Regions from separate parts of the Homo sapiens genome. Here region 1 is linked to region 2. Evidence: chromatin contacts called from ENCODE Hi-C data. All regions are on one chromosome and are shown on one strand. Each heading gives the region's core, a stretch centred on a gene start or an enhancer-like site at or near the end of the contact. The rest is flanking DNA. Distances are from core to core; before and after follow the strand shown. Region 1 holds the start of MARS2 (methionyl-tRNA synthetase 2, mitochondrial). Region 2 holds the start of OSGEPL1-AS1 (OSGEPL1 antisense RNA 1).

The links. A loop is a pair of places that touch in the nucleus more often than their neighbours do. Pooled maps may share reads with other maps.
Region 1: a map of B cell shows a loop between it and region 2 (24-fold over the local background). The contact joins the promoter of MARS2 here to the promoter of OSGEPL1-AS1 in region 2. A Hi-C loop is called at or near these places in 3 of 168 maps with a recorded cell type or tissue (B cell, CD4-positive, alpha-beta T cell and CD4-positive, alpha-beta memory T cell) and 3 of 50 pooled maps.

Annotation. Positions count from the first base shown.
Region 1 is chr2:197,703,834-197,709,208 of GRCh38, forward strand. It overlaps MARS2 (methionyl-tRNA synthetase 2, mitochondrial), which reads left to right and starts at 1,536. Exons shown (of 1, transcript NM_138395.4): 1 at 1,536-4,562. The coding sequence starts at 1,573. The coding sequence ends at 3,354. RefSeq lists a silencer at 1,350-1,589 and enhancers at 1,730-1,779, 1,820-1,939.
Region 2 is chr2:189,761,494-189,766,839 of GRCh38, forward strand. It overlaps OSGEPL1-AS1 (OSGEPL1 antisense RNA 1), which reads left to right and starts at 1,287. Exons shown (of 2, transcript NR_102429.1): 1 at 1,287-1,499; 2 at 3,362-4,063. It overlaps OSGEPL1 (O-sialoglycoprotein endopeptidase like 1), which reads right to left and starts at 1,299. Exons shown (of 9, transcript NM_022353.3): 1 at 1,192-1,299; 2 at 1-167. The coding sequence starts at 147. It also overlaps a transcript of ANKAR not described here and a transcript of ORMDL1 not described here. RefSeq lists enhancers at 782-941, 1,228-1,974.

The sequences.
Region 1 (5,375 bases), core at 286-2,785, 7.9 Mb after region 2:
TTTATATCTCTTATACAGAATTCGATTGGTCCACCTTTCATCATATCACTAGAGAAATCAGATCCAAGTTACCATATGTGTTCAGTCAAAGGTTATTATACAGCAGTCAAAATGAATGAATTACATGCAACATGTATTAAGAACATATGAATGCAGTTACATGCAACAACATGGATTAATATAGCAACAAAATGTTGAATAAAAAGGCAAGTTGAAGACTACATGTAGTATTATATCCTTTTTAGAATATTTAAATGCAAGCAAAATTAAACAATGTTACTTAGACATACTTTGTATGTGATCACACAAATGTGCAAGAACAAAATTCAGGACAATGACTACCTCAGGGAGGACAGTACGAGAAGAAAAGGAGCACACAGATCTAAATCACTGGTAATTTTCTAGTTCAGTGTTTCTCAAACTTTAATGTGCATCAGAATCACCTTAAAATCTAAATTACTGGGCCCTACCCTCAGAGTTTTCTGGTTCAGTATGTGGGGGATGGGGCCTAAGAATATACATATCGAACGAAGTTCCAGGTGCTGCCAGTTCTGCTGCTCTGGGGACCACACTCTGAAACCACTTGTAGTTCTTAGATTGGGTTGTAGGTTCATAGCTGCTCCATTTTATTATTAAATGTATATGCTACTTAAATTAAATTAAAAAAAAAAGATCAAAGATGAGAGTGTGTTATGAACTAGGGATTAACATTAATTCAATTCTGGGCTCCTGAGGTTTCCTCCCCTAAAAAAAATTCTAAGGTTCCATTACTAAAAGCAAACTTGAGAAACACTATTTTAAAAGAACTTCAAGACCATTAAAAAAATTAACTTTTTGAGAAATAAATTTGAAAATTATTCTTTATATGCACAGTGACAGCATATTGCACTCTACTTTCCTGGATCTCAATAAACTTTGGCAAGAACTTGGCAGATCACAAATCTACTTTTGTTGATTCAACAAAAACTGTTTAAAGACTTCTCTTCCATTCTCAGTTCTTATCCTTCTCTCAAAATGCTGTAGGTAATGATTTTTCATCTTTTTTCTCTCTCCCTCCCTTACAGATTGATTTAGGCTCTGAGATAAAATTTAGGTGACATTTTAGATATCGACAGGGCATGTGCAGAGCAATACTCTGTCTTGCAGTATGCCAGCCACGGACGGGGTTTAGACAAACGGCTGAATATAAAACTCTTGCCTACAAGCAGCTCAGCCTAGAGGGGGAAACAGATTCATAAATATAAAATTACAATCCAAAGCAGGAAACACAGTATGTTATACGAAGGCAAAGAGGTTCGTCTTCTTTCATAGCCTCTCCTAAACCCGGCAACTCTGAGCTGTTTTTCTGGCAAGCCGCCGTCCATTGGCGGCCTCTGGCGCCGCGGCTTTCGGCGTGCGGACGGCGCAGGCGCGGGCGGGGCGGGGCCGGGCGGGGAGGGCGGTGAGGGCCGGCGCTCGGGGCCGCGTTTCATTGGCTTTCCGGCCGGAAGCTGCGGCGCGACCCGGCTGCGCATGCGCCTCTCACACGTGCTGTCAGAACGCCGCCTCCTCCGCTTGCGGCCGGTCTGCACCATGCTGCGAACGTCCGTCCTCCGCCTGCTAGGACGCACGGGGGCTAGTAGGCTGTCTCTCCTGGAGGACTTCGGCCCACGCTACTACAGTTCGGGCTCCCTCAGTGCCGGCGATGATGCTTGTGATGTGCGCGCCTACTTCACTACACCCATTTTCTACGTGAACGCGGCGCCGCACATCGGGCACCTGTACTCGGCACTACTGGCGGACGCCCTATGCCGCCACCGTCGCCTCCGAGGTCCCAGCACGGCCGCCACGCGATTCTCCACTGGTACCGACGAGCACGGGCTGAAGATTCAGCAGGCAGCAGCTACCGCGGGCCTGGCCCCGACCGAGCTGTGCGACCGAGTCTCTGAGCAGTTCCAGCAGCTTTTCCAGGAGGCCGGTATCTCCTGCACAGATTTCATCCGCACCACGGAGGCCCGGCACCGGGTGGCTGTGCAGCACTTCTGGGGGGTGCTTAAGTCCCGCGGTCTGCTCTACAAGGGCGTCTATGAAGGTTGGTATTGCGCTTCCGACGAGTGCTTCCTGCCTGAGGCCAAGGTCACCCAGCAGCCGGGCCCATCGGGGGATTCGTTTCCTGTATCTCTCGAGAGCGGGCATCCAGTCTCCTGGACCAAGGAAGAAAACTACATTTTCAGGCTTTCCCAGTTCCGGAAGCCACTCCAGCGGTGGCTGCGGGGCAACCCTCAGGCGATCACCCCCGAACCATTTCATCACGTAGTTCTTCAGTGGCTGGACGAGGAGCTGCCCGACCTGTCCGTGTCTCGCAGAAGTAGCCACTTGCACTGGGGCATTCCGGTGCCCGGGGATGATTCGCAGACCATCTATGTATGGCTGGATGCCCTGGTCAACTACCTCACTGTAATTGGCTACCCAAATGCTGAGTTCAAATCTTGGTGGCCGGCCACCTCTCATATCATAGGTAAGGACATTCTCAAATTCCATGCCATCTATTGGCCTGCCTTCCTGTTAGGGGCCGGCATGAGCCCGCCACAGCGCATCTGTGTCCATTCCCACTGGACAGTCTGTGGCCAAAAGATGTCCAAGAGCTTGGGCAACGTGGTGGATCCTAGGACTTGCCTTAACCGCTATACCGTGGATGGCTTCCGCTACTTTCTCCTTCGGCAGGGCGTCCCCAACTGGGACTGTGACTACTATGATGAAAAGGTGGTTAAGTTGCTGAACTCCGAGCTGGCAGATGCCTTGGGAGGTCTCTTGAACCGATGCACTGCCAAAAGAATAAATCCTTCTGAGACCTACCCAGCCTTCTGCACTACCTGCTTCCCTAGTGAGCCAGGGTTGGTGGGGCCGTCAGTTCGTGCTCAGGCAGAGGATTATGCTCTGGTGAGCGCAGTGGCCACTTTGCCAAAGCAGGTAGCAGACCACTATGATAACTTTCGGATATATAAGGCTCTGGAGGCCGTGTCCAGCTGTGTCCGGCAAACTAATGGTTTTGTCCAAAGGCATGCACCATGGAAGCTGAACTGGGAGAGCCCAGTGGATGCTCCCTGGCTGGGTACTGTGCTTCATGTGGCCTTGGAATGTTTGCGAGTCTTTGGGACTTTGCTGCAGCCTGTCACCCCAAGCCTAGCTGACAAGCTGCTGTCTAGGCTGGGGGTCTCTGCCTCAGAGAGGAGTCTTGGAGAGCTCTATTTCTTGCCTCGATTCTATGGACATCCATGCCCTTTTGAAGGGAGGAGGCTGGGACCTGAAACTGGGCTTTTGTTTCCAAGACTAGACCAGTCCAGGACTTGGCTGGTGAAAGCCCACCGGACCTAGAAACTCAGTTCTTACCGGCTTGTGGTAAAAAAGCAAATGTGTTATCTTTTTATTTTTTATTTTCAGGAAAGTTATACTAGTATTTTCTTAAGTGTGGAATCAAATGAGCACATAAGCTGTGTCCCTGTGAAAAGAGGTTTGTAGCCTTTCAGGTGCCTGCTCCTATTCATTTCTCTGTGACCATTGATCACTGTCCTTTGTGCATTGTGTGTCTAAGATGTCTTCAGGGGAAAGATGGGTAAGAGACAGTGTTGCTAATGCTGTTCCTTCTTTGTGCCTCCTTCCAAACCACAGTTATTTGCCCAAACTACCTCTCGTGGCTGGTTTTTCATTGGCCTGGCCTCTGCTTCTCAGGCTAATTAGTGACTCCTTTCTTTGAGGGTCAGGGTTGGAGGCCCCTTACTGGTGGTTTTACAGGGGGATCCTACTTTGTTACACATGTTGGGTTTCCTGATAAAAAGAGAGTATTTTATTAAACCCTTGAACCAGTGTCCTAGACCAGATGATTTTTGCCCATGTGTATCCCCATTTAAATTCCTACAACTAAGTCTCCCTGCTTTGTTAATAGTCCAACAGTTGGGTTGTGTAACATCACACTTCAACCGGTAGATGGCTCTAATCTCACACATTTACTTACTAAAGATTGAGGATTCGGAATATTTAGAATAAATTAGTTTTCTGCTTTCTAATTTTGCAGATCTTTACATTTTTATTGCTTTTCTTAAAATAAGGGATAGCTTTGCAACCACTATTGTTTTAATGGAAAGCAAAAAACCCCCCCAAACTTATCAGAATCCTCGTTCTTTTTCAGACTACTGAAAAATGACATTTACTCTGTTAAATGTTTAATAAGTGAATAAGTAAATGTATCAAGTTGTTTATATAATAAATTATAAAACTCTTGAGGCACTTGGTATGTTAAAAATTTTAAACTTTAGTAACATTAGGTTACAGGTATGATTTAAAAATTTGTAAATAGTTCAAAAGGGCAATGTTTTCTTTATATTTCTTATAGTCTTAATTTTGTTATCCATGTGCATAATTTACCTCATGATTTCTTTTGGTCAATCAGGATCTTTAATACAATATAGAAATTGTGTAATAGTTATTATAAATGTTAATACACAACTTTCAGGTAATTTTAACTGATTATTTCTTTTGCTCTTTTAACTTAAGTTATTAAAGTTTAAAAGTTCGTAAGTACCTTATTCAGATCTGTTCTGTTGCATTCGTTGAAGGTGATGGTGAAAGGAGGAACTGACCAATGCTTCAGGAATCTCAGACTGGATTTAGGAATCTCTCTAAGGCTCCATAAGAGAACATCACAGAGAAGATGTTAGCAATTTATACAGTGATTACAACATAGTAAGCCAGTTATGTCTCATAGGTGATTAGACAGCTGGGCCAAAGTTCAAAATGAGAACTTGCCTTGGAATATACATTCTAAGTATGGTAGCAAGTAGAGAGGGCCCACAATGAATTAAACTATTGTACTGGTAGTTCCCCTGGATTTATTCTAGGTGCCACCATTCAGTTCCAGTTTCTGTTTATTAATCAGCGAAATGAGGAATTTTTGGTTGCTGGAATATTGCTTAGAAGAGAATGCTTGAAGGTATTCTAAAGGTGGAAGGACTGTTGCCACAAATGTCCCTTCAGACCCTTCTTATTCATAAGTCTGGGCTTTCCACATGACATGTTCAAGTTAACTGCTGGGGTTATTAGCACAGACTACTGGGGCATAGGATGTAGGAGTGTAATATCTCCTACAGGTGGATAGAGCAGAGAGTGGAAAAAGATAATATGTATTTACGTGGATGAAGGAAAACATATTTGAAAACCAGTGAGATGATAACCTCTGCCTCTGAAGTGCTCTTATAGCAGTGTTACAGTTCCTACCATGGATGGAGACAGTGTCTTCTACTTGAATGATCTTTCCTATAGCCTTGTGCTGGTCAATACAATCGACCTTTGCTTGCTGGAGGGTGTCAATGGAGTTCTTTTAGTGCAGTCTGTCATTTGTG
Region 2 (5,346 bases), core at 37-2,536:
TGTATCATCACAACTAGTTTCAATTCCCAATACTATTTTATGAAGAAATAGTGTTCCAGGATGAAAATTAAAACTTCTTAAAAATTCATAAACTTTCCTTTTTGATGGTTTAAAAAAAACTCCTGCAGTCTTAGTCAAGATTAGCATACTTACTCTATAGATAATTCCTGAAAAAGAATTACAGAAACAACTTATTATTTGCAACTGACATTAGCCAGCTTATTTTTCAATATATAGTTTTACAGAATTACAGGAAAGTTTGTAAAAGTCACCAAAAGTTTGTAAAGGCTATAGCAACATGGGAATATAAATAATATTATGAATGAATATAATGTTCTCCAAGGGGGAAAACAGGGGTCAGATATAAAATTTTTTAGTATTATTATTACTTGCATGCTGTTCCTACCAAAAGACTTACTATTAAGACAGCTAATATAAAGTACAATAATTGATAGAGTCCTCTGAAAAGTGCTATTTATTTTTTGACAGCTAAAATTAAGACAAAATGTGGATTTTCTAAAAAGAATCAAACAACAAAGGCAGATGGAACAGATAAAAATACTGTTAATGTATTCCATCTCCTAAAAACATCTTTCAAAATAAAACTGGATCATTTGGTTCAAAAACAAGAGTTAACATAAACACACACACGCCAACTGCAACCTAACACCTATTTTATCCTTAATTGCAATCTTTGGAATTAAATCTCCACTTTTTGCTACAGGTTTTGTCATAACAAGGATCTTCCCAAATCCTTTTCCCCCAAAATAATAGCAGCCCATCACTAAAGCACACTAGTATTTTCACACTGCGAAGCACCTAATTTTATGCCCCCAGATCATCCGTTCTAAAACTTTCTGGGTGTTAAAGCAGGGCCTTTCTCCACCACACTAAAGGGACACGGCATCCCAGGGATTAGAGATGAGCGACCTATTTGCAGAAGGCAGTTGCGGGCAGTGCAGCCCAGACAGACACAACCTAGAGGAATTAGATTTGCATTAACAAAATCTGGACAAGGAGGATTGTACGAAGCACTACCCTTTCGGGCCAAGAAAGCTGCAGGCTGAACCCACGTGACTTGGGTAGCGCTGGTCTCCTGTCGGCTGTAAGGCGGCGACGGGCGCAAACTGGAACCGCTTTTCCAGGTGCGCAAAAGCGTCAGTGGGGTGAAGAGTGAGCAATTTCACCCACCTTCCACTTGGGCGGCAGTAGCTAGCACTTGTCTCCTTTCCCTACTAAAGACTGTCGACTGCCCTTATCGCTGCAGGAGAAAGCCCGAACCTGGCGCCCGGAAGTGATGTCATCGGAACTGTGCAAGGTCCCGTCCAGAGCTGGCTGCTGTTCCGCTAGCGAGCGGCATGCTTAGTGAAGAAAAGCTTAAAGGCCGTCTTTGCCCAAAACGCTCTCTGTGCGCACCTGCATTTCCCCCAGATTTGCAGGTGATGAGAGTTCTGTAAAATTACACAGCTAGTGACTGATCCAGCGGAGGCCGAATACAGGTTTGTCTGACTACACAACATCAAGTTCCAAACACTAAGCTACATTAAAAAGAAATTTTTTTTTTGCCCTTGGCTGGAATTTGGTTGCTACTGTGAGAAAAGGATGGGGTAGATTATTCGTCATTCATTTTTAAGGGAACTATCATCAAATCTAAACTTAGGGGTGAGGTACCTGATACTTTCATCGGAGAAATAGGATGGAATCTAGCGGCGCCCCCTAGCAGGGTTACCAAAGAACGGAAGTGTTTCTCATCGGACAGTGTAAACCGTTTCTCCCACTTCACTAGGAAGAAAGGGGCTGGCTTATTTTTACAATTAAAAAAAAAAAAAATCGGGAGACTGAGGCAGGAGAACTGCTTGAACTGGGACCCGGGAGGCGGAGGTAGCAGTGAGCCGAGATCGCGCCACTGCACTCCAGCCTGAGCTACAGAGCGAGACTCTGTCTCAAAAAAAAAAAAAAAAAAAAAAAAAAGGCTGTGGTAAATATTCAGTTGCCTTAAACCATCCTATTTTCATAATGCATTATGTTGTCCTTCCTTACTATGTACATGAAATTCAGCATGGTATGTTTTCAAAGTCTTGCACCTGCTTTTTTTTTTTTTTTTCTTTTATTGGTTTGTGAACTTTGTTTTGAACATTGGACAGATTTATTCCAAGAGTCAGGCTTTTCCCCTGCTGGTATTTAAGATTTTAGTAAGCAAGGACCTTAGAATCCACTGTTGTACAGGGCTGGCATATATACCTGCACTTTGCACGTTGTGAAGCTCTGGGTATAAAAGATGAGTAAATCCCATAACAACATGTTGGGAAGCCACAGAGTACAGTCTAGAGGTGGATACAGATAAATAAGTAAATAATTACCAGAATATGGTTGAGGTTTTTTATTTGGAACTTATGTTTTTCAAAAATTTCATTTATGTGTAACAATAATGATAAAGTGGCACTATGTACCAGGCACCTGCTGTAGATTAATTTCTTTCAAAATCCCATGAAATAGTTTCTGTCCTCATTTTACAGGCAACTGGGCCACAGAGTTTGGGTGCTTTGGAGGTCACACAACTAGGAAAAGCAAAGCTAGGATTAGAAGTCAGGACATCTGGCACTGGAGTCTGTTTTCTTAACTGCTAGAAGAGAAAATAACTCACATTTTCTCTAGGGTGCACTGTTGGCCTAAACAAGGGAAAAAAGAAAAATTAAAACCTAAAAGTTAAGAAAAATTAGTCATACGGTTAGAGAGGTCAGAGCTTATTTCTGTTATACACTGGAATCCAGTTTGAACATAAAACCTTTCACATCAGGTATTATTTTTCTTACAATTCCAATTATGTTCAGCAAGTATATCCCAATGCTCTTCTGTGCTGTCAAGACAAGCAAGATCCTATTGTGTGTGCTATCATTGGTAGATTCCTCGTCTAGGCACTCTTGGCCAGTGTTGAGTCCGAATGCTGTTATTATGTGAAACAGGAGAACTCTAGGGCACATTAGTATGGAATTTTATCTTTCCCTTGACCGAATATATGTAAAGTGGCACTTATACAAGTCCCATGTATTTAGCAAAGATATACATTTTTTATGTTCTCTATTGTAACATAGGAGAGGGTTATTGGGGGAAAGGCATGTATGCTCTCTGAGGCCTGTCTGTACTTTTATGCAGATAGTTAGAATGCCACTCATGGGCATTCTCAAAAAATATGGCCTATGTAAGTTCAACATAAATCGAGAGTTCCAGCTGAATCTAGATATGCTTATTTGGTCTCAGATATTGTGTGTCTAGCTTTCCATTTGTAGCCTTCAGAGGAAAATTTTATTATTAATACATATTATATATTAAAACATATAAGAATCTTTCTTTTTTTTTTTAGATGGAGTCTCACTCTGTTGCCAGGCTGGAGTGCAGTGGTGCCATCTCAGCTCACTACAACCTCCACCTCCGGGGTTCAAGCGATTCTCCTGCCTCAGCCTTCCGAGTAGCTGGGACTACAGGTGCCTGCCACCATTCCCAGTTAATTTTTGTATTTTTAGTAGAGATGACATTTCACTATGTTGGCCAGGCTGGTTTTGAACTCCTGACCTCGTGATCCACCTGCCTCAGCTTCCCAAAGTGCTGGGATTACAGGCATGAGCCACCACGCCTGGCCCAAATCCTATTTTTCAATATTTATTTCCTAATTATGTCCTACTAGGTTAGGTTTTATTTTCATTTGTTACATATTTATTGGGTTATTTCCTTTATGCTAGGAACTTTATTAGTATAAGGATACAGATAAGGTCCATTCTCTGTTCTCAAGAATCTGAGTCTACAGGCAGAAGACAAAATGCAGTACAGAATTATGGAAATGTGAATGGAAACTGCATTCAGAGAGGGGTATTGCTTGGGAAAAGCCACATTGGCGTGCCACAGATGTATGCCAGCCTGGCAGGCCCATAGTGTGATTACTTGAGTTTCAATATCTGATTCTTTTATAGGCTTGAAATTGGTTTATCAGGTCTGGAAGTGACTGGACTCTGGAGTACTGAGTTACCCACCACAAACTGCTAATAAAATGCTGTGTAAAAGCCATTAATACTAATGTATTATTTATGAGAAACACAATTATGGGGAAGCTAGGATAGTTGAGTTTGCTGGTCATTATCTTCCTTGTATTGACCAAATTACAATGAAGGCTAAATCCAAATTATAATCAGAAGATTGCTTGGTAAATACAGAACAGAAACAATAGAAATGTGTGTGGTGCTTTTAATGGCTAGTATTTCAAGCCTGATGCAGCCCTTTCCACTTGAGTCACATTGTCTTACATTCTTTGACTTGGCTAGTGCTAAAAATACATTGCCATTTTACTTTCTCCATTTTTTTTTTTTTTTTTTTTTTGAGACGACGTCTGGATTGCAATTGGTGTGAGGTTGGCTCACTACAACCTCTGCCTCCCGGGTTCAAGCGATTCTCCTGCCCCAGCCTCCTGAGTAGCTGGGACTACAGGTGCACGCCACCACGCCCAGCTAATTTTTGTATTTTTAGTAGAGACGGGGTTTCACCATGTTGGCCAGGATGGTCTCCATCTCTTGACCTCGTGATCCACCTGCCTCGGCCTCCCAAAGTGCTGGGATTACAGGCGTGAGCCACCACGCCCAGCCCATCCTTTCTCCTCTTAAATTTTCTTTGCTGACCAGTATCTCTTGATGTGGAACGTTCTTTCATTAGTGGTAATACTGTCAATCAGGTCTTTGGAAGATATTTTGGGTTTTGTTTGCTGAACCATTATGCTTATTTTACAAATTAACTTTTCTGAACTTTATTGTGGTAGAATTTACATAACAATTTACCATTTTGACCATTTTTAAGTTCAAAGGAACTAAGTACATTCACATTGCTATGCAACTATGACTACCATCTAGCTCCAGAACCTTTTCATCTTCTCAAACTGAAATTCTGTACCCATTAAACAATAAGCTCCCAGCCGGGCACAGTGGCTCGCGCCTGTAATCCCAGCACTTTGGGAGGCTGAGGTGGGCGGATTACCTGGAGTCAGGAGTTCGAGACCAGCCTGGCCAACATGATGGCCATCTCTACTAAGAATACAAAAATTAGCTGGTTGTGGTGATGAATGCCTGTAATCCCAGCTACGTGGGAGGCTGAGGCATGAGAATCACTTGAACCTGGGAGGCAGACGTTGCAGTGAGCTGGGATTGCACCACTGCACTCCAGCCTAGGCAACAGAAGGAGACTCCCGTCTCAAAAAAAAAAAAACAAAACAAAAACAAGAACCAATAAGCTCCCATTCCTTCTGCCTTCCAGCCCTTGGCAACCACCATTCCACTTTAAATTTGATTATTCTAGGAGTTCATAAAA